Regions from separate parts of the Homo sapiens genome. Here region 2 is linked to region 1. Evidence: read pairs that join two places in POLR2A ChIA-PET (ENCODE). Cell type or tissue: Panc1. All regions are shown on one strand. Each heading gives the region's core, and the rest is flanking DNA. Links, peaks and the distances in the headings are about the cores only. Region 1 has its middle 18 kb from the start of CDKN2AIP. Region 2 overlaps ING2-DT (ING2 divergent transcript).

The links. Peaks named below come from ENCODE experiments on the same cell type or tissue, not always from the same donor. Only the 100,000 strongest peaks of a DNase experiment are listed, where the experiment ranks them.
Region 2: POLR2A ChIA-PET joins it to region 1 with 10 read pairs; 6 of 35 experiments call an interaction of 5 or more read pairs at or near these places.

What each region holds. Positions count from the first base shown.
Region 1 is chr4:183,425,223-183,428,142 of GRCh38, reverse strand. No RefSeq gene overlaps it. Among named protein-coding and RNA genes, the nearest start is that of CDKN2AIP, 18 kb to the left of the region's middle. In Panc1, for the core only: no CTCF peak of the experiment used is centred there; no DNase peak of the experiment used is centred there; H3K27ac peaks cover 220 bases.
Region 2 is chr4:183,493,552-183,496,471 of GRCh38, reverse strand. It overlaps ING2-DT (ING2 divergent transcript), which reads left to right. Exons shown (of 3, transcript NR_033995.2): 3 at 1,405-1,735. Among named protein-coding and RNA genes, the nearest start is that of ING2-DT, 9.5 kb to the left of the region's middle. In Panc1, for the core only: no CTCF peak of the experiment used is centred there; no DNase peak of the experiment used is centred there.

The DNA.
Region 1 (2,920 bases), core at 111-2,610:
AAATTAGCCAGGCGTGGTGGTGGGTGCCTGTAATCCCAGCTACTCGGGAGGCTGATGCAGGAGAATCGCTTGAACCCGGGAGGCGGAGGTTGCAGTGAGCCAAGATCACACCACTGCATTCCAGCCTGGGTGACAGAGTGAGACCCTGTCTTAAAAATAAAAAAAAAAAAAAAGCAAGTCATAGAAGAGGACTAGAAAATGGCAAATAAATATGTGAAAAGATGTTAAGCTTTACTAGTAATCACGTAAACACAAACCAAAACAACAGTGGGATAACTTCTTTTGCTTATCAGATTATCAAGCTTTAAAAGTTTTGCCTGCAGGCTGGGTGTGGTGGCTCACACCTGTAATCCCAGCACTTTGGGAGGCCGAGGCAGGCGGATCACGAGGTCAGGAGATCGAGACCATCCTGGCTAACACAGTGAAACCCTGTCTCTACTAAAAATACAAAAAATTAGCCTGGTGTGGTGGCGGGTGCCTGTAGTCCCAGCTTCTGGGGAGGCTGAGGCAGGAGAATGGCGTGAACCTGGGAGGCGGAGCTTGCAGTGAGCTGAGATCGCGCAACTGCACTCCAGCCTGGGTGACAGAGCAAAACTCTGTCTAAAAAAAAAAAAAAAAAAAAAAAAAGTTTTGCCTGCATCTCAGCCAGGCATGGTGGCTCACACCTGTAATCCCAGCACTTTGGGAGGATAAGGCGGGTGGATCACCTGAGGTCAAGAGTTTGAGACCAGCCTGGCCAACATGGTGAAACTCCATGTCTACTAAAAAAATGCAAAAATTAGCCTGGTATGGTGGCAAGCACCTGTAATTCCAGCTACTCAGGAGGCTGAGTCAGGAGAATTGCTCGAACCTGGGAAGCAGAGGTTGCAGTGAGCTGAGGTTGAGCCACCGCACACCAGCCTGGGCAACAGAGCAAGACTCCGTCCCCCACCCCCCGCCCCCCCCCCCAAAAAAAAAAAGTCTTGCCCTCATCCATGTTAGTGAGTAGGGAAATAGATCCTCTCATTCACTGTTGCTGGGATTCAATTACTGAAGCCTTTGTTGAAAGTATCTATCAGTGTTTATTAAAAATGTTTAAATGCATGTACCTTTCAATATAGCAATTTTACTTCTGGAAATTTATCTGACAGAAATAAGAGCAAGATGTTTTCTGATATCCATCCACCCTGCCTTCCTCAGTAACAGAGGAACCTATGATGCTGAGCTGGGCAAATGGTCACCTGGAATAATGTCATTTCCCAGCACACGTTATAGTTAGGTTTGATCTTGCACTGCCGTTCTAGGCAATACAATATACTTCCTGGAAGTAGCAGCTTCCAGGAAGTAACCTCTAAAAGGAGGAGTAATGCTCCCTGGGACTTGTTTCTTTCTTCCTCCTGTAATACAGGCTGCTGGCTGGAGCTCTGGCAGCAAGATGGGCCATGTGGGGACTTCGGAGTGGAAGCTGTGAAGGGCAGAGACGGCAAGGTAGCAGGAGCTTGAGCCCCGAATCCAGGGAGCTCCAGATCAGTTCTGACCTGACCTCCTCCAGACTTCTTGAACATAAGACAGTGAAATATCTATCTTGGCAACAAACGTGAAAAAAATGTTCAATATCACCAATCATCAGGGAAATGCAAATGAAAACCACAGTGAGATACCATTTTACTCCAGTCAGAATGGCACTTATTAAAAAGTTTTTAAAGAAAGAATTTGGCACAGATGTGGTGAAAAGGGAACACTTAGACACTATTGGTGGGGATGTAAATTAGTACAACCTCTATGGAAAACGGTATGGAGATTTCTCAAGGAACTAAAAGTAGACCAACCTACCATTCAATCCAGCAATCCCACTACTGGGCATCAACCCAAAGAAAAATAAGTCATTATGTCAAAAGACACTTGCATGCATATGTTTACTGCAGCACAATTCACAGTTGCAATGATATCAAACCAACCCAGGGACCCACTGACCAATGAATGAATACAGAAAATGTGGTATATGTATACCATGGAATACTACTCGGCCGTAAAAAAGAGTGAAATCATGTCTTTTGCAGCACTTTGGATGGAACTAGAGGCCAGTATCCTAAGTGAAGCAGCTCCAAAATGGAAAACCAAGTACCAGATGTTCTCGCTTATAAGTGGGAGCTAAGCTATGGGTCTGCAAAGGCATACAGAGTGGTATGACGGACACTGAGGACACAGGAGGGGGAGGGGGGGAGGGGGTGAGGAATAAGGAATCACCTGTTGGGTACAATGTACACTATTCCTGGGAAGGGTGCACTAAAAACTCAGACTCCACCACTACACAATTCATCCGCGTAACCAAAAACCACTGGTACCCCTAAAACTATTGAAATAAAAATAAATGAATGCAAATATTTAAAAAATCTGTCTTGGCTAAGCCACAATTATTTGGGTCATTCTTTTACTCTCCAAGCCCAGTCCTAACTAATTCGAGTGCATAAAGATTGAGGGTTGGCCCTCCATATCCCTGGATTCTGCATCCATGGATTCTACCAACCTCAGATGGAGTTTTTTTTTTTTTAATGGTGATTGTGTCTGAACTGAACATATACAGATTTTTTTCTTGTCATTATTCCCTGAACAAAACAGTATAACAGTAATTTATATAGCATTTACATTGCATTAGGTATTATAAATAGTCCGGAGTTGATTTAAACTGTACAAGAGGATGTGTGTAGGTTCTATGGAAATACTATGCCATTTTATATCAGGGAATTTGGTATCTGACGTGGGGCATTGTAGAACCAATCCTCCATGGTTACTGAGGCACAACCGTAGATACAGATAGGTTTATTGAAGTGTTGTCTGAAATAAAAAATAACAATGTGTATATCTGTTGATAAGGCAATGGTTGAGTCCATTGTGGGCCATTTGTTTGTTCATTTGACAGATATTTTTAAGCATCTACCCT
Region 2 (2,920 bases), core at 123-2,622, 68 kb before region 1:
GGCAGGGGAATCGCTTGAACCCGGGAGGCAGAGGTTGCAGTGAGCCGAGATCGTGCCATTGCACTCCAGCCTGGTGACAGAGCGAGACTCCGTCTCAAAAAAAAAGGAAAAGAAACAAAGAACGTTATGCACTTTCTAGAATAACAAAATGCAAATGTAATATTATCTACCAGGAAAAGAGTAGATAAGTAGATACACCAAATATTTGGATTTAGTTCACTTTTATGATAATTTTTTTTACTTATTAGTCATGTCTGATCTTTGTATACCAGCATTCTAATAACACATAAATTATTACACAAATTAAAGCAAAGAAGTACCACAGTTGGTAAATTTGAAGCTTCTGAAGACTTCTCACTTTAGGAATTAATCTAGGCAGTTTTGGCTTAGAAACACATTTTTTGTGAAAAATTTTTAGCAGTTTAAGAGAAGTTGTAGGTAGCCCTCTTCTCATTCAGTATAGCCCTCAACTTGCTGCTAAGAGCTTTAACAATTTTTGCAGGATCTCACTTGAGTATTTTAGGTTCAGATGGAACAATTCTTATCACTTTTATGAATCAGATGTTTTAAAATTCAAATTTAGATTGATGTTATATGTTAACACCGTCTATAACATCTGCCTACACCCTCGGAAGGGACCTATGAAATATTAACTAGCCAAGGAATCCTTTTCTGACTGTGGGCTTTTCTGTAGGAATGAAATCTGGCAGAAATATTTAATGAAGAGGAATCTGAACATAGCAGTTGAGAAAGAAAGATTGGGAGAAGACTCCAGATGTCGTAAAGCAAAGAGAGGATGAGGCACAGGAAGCAGCTCTTATTATTTCTGTTGCACTTTGGCTCAGAGAACTCCAAGCAATTGATTCTATCCTGAGGACATATTTTTTCAATTTGAGATATAATTAATTTGTTTTCCAGTAAAATAGATATTAGTAGATCTATGACATACAGGAAACAATCGAAAATAGAGATAAGTGGTAATAATACCTCATTACTTAAGACATCTTTTTCAGAAAATTATTCTTCAGTGTGTGGTGCATTGGCTTTCTAGGAAAGAACGGGAGGGAGAACCCTGCTGACATGAATAATGGCCTGGGGGAGAGGGGGAGAGAAGCAAGAGAAAGGAGCAGTTAAGAGGAAAATGATGTCATATGGAAAGAAGGAAATAGATCAGGGCGTCTTTAAGAGCTAATATCAATTGGGTTTAGTGTCTGTATTTAGAGGATGGGAGAGAAGAGGTATCATCTAGGGTTTTGGCTTGGGCCACAGGTAGATCTTGTTAAGGCTGTACGAAATAGAAAATCCAGGAGGTAACGCAGGTGTGTGGGGGAAATGATACAAATGTAAATCATACAAGGATATGAACCCTGTAGATTTTACAACTTTGAGCTCTATCCTTCTTAGGCCTTCTCTTCTAAGCAGCATAAACTACTGCTGCCTACATGTTGCCTGTTCATAAAGGCTGAGGCAGGGGAGTCGCTTGAACTCGGGAGGCGGAGGTTGCAGTGAGCCGAGATCATGCCATTTCCCTCCAGCCTGGCGACAGAGCAAGACTCCATCTCAAAAAAAAGAAAAGAGAAGAAAAAAACAAAGAACTTTATGCACCTTCTGGAATAACAAAATGCAAATGTAATGTTATCTACCAGGATAGAAATTGGAGGCTAGAATATGTTGGGTAGGGTAGAGAGACTAGAGGGAATGATTTAGCAATAAAATAGGTTTAAATATCTTCTCACGTGCCCAGACTTAATTAGCTTTGTATTATTCCTATTAGTAAGCCAGGAATTAGTACTAGGTGATAAGCAAGGATGTGCAGGGCCTTGTGAGGAAAAGAGTTACTGTAGCAGTTCTGGATGCTTACCCCTTGCATGTCTCCAGGGGAACCATCTTTGACCTTGGCCAACCCCTGGATTGCAATCCTTGGAGTGTTCTTTATGTTAGTGATGATGATTTTGTTGTATACACCTGGAGCATTGGACCATTCCATACTGGCTCGCCAGGTTGCGTTGCACAAACACCAAGACTGATAAATAGGCACCTGGTTTTATTATTGGGCCCCTGAGTTTTGGTTGCCGTAGCCAATTCCATAGCAGAGTATGAGTACATGAACAGCCTCCCACAAAAGCCTTAAACCCTGAGACTCAAGTGGGATTCTGTGGGCAGAGACATTCCACACGTGTCTATAGTTTGCTGAGAGAGAGACAGAATTCCTGTGTAGCTGCAGACAAAGGACAACAGAATCCTATGTTGGACCTCTCTGGACTCCACTGATACATCTTTTCCTGTTGCTTTTGCCCTGTATCCTTTGCTGTCATTAATCTGAGCCACGTATTAATATATAACCTGCTATTGAGTCTTGTGAGGCCTTCTGGGATCACCAAAGGAAACAACCATATACCTAGTACTGAAGAGATTTTTTTAAAAGCCCAATTTGTCCATCTGAGTCTTGATAGGATTCACTGAAAAAGAATAATCAACATATGTGAGTATCTGCAGTGTCGAGGTTTAAATGAAATCAAGGCTTTGGTCTTTGTCCATGAGACATTTATAGTCTTTATAGGGACATGACACATGTTAGGGAAATGCTTATAAGCATAAGTATAAATAAAAGCAAATTGGCAATGATGGCAGAATTAAAGAGAGATTAAAATTGGTAAAAATCAAGCAAGGCTAATGAAAGATGGTAGGTATTTAAGAAGAGATATAGGACTGCATTATCAAATGATAGCCATAATTTTCCCCCATATGTACTTTAGCAGTATGTAAAAACTGTAAAACAAAAAACTTTTTTCTTGGATTTTATCTGATATATTCCAGGCTCAACTCAAGTTTGATGAATTATTTGTACGGAATCTAAATTTGTACTAAATCAAAATTTAAGTGTTTTATGCAACAATTTTTTATGAGCCCTCCAGTTACG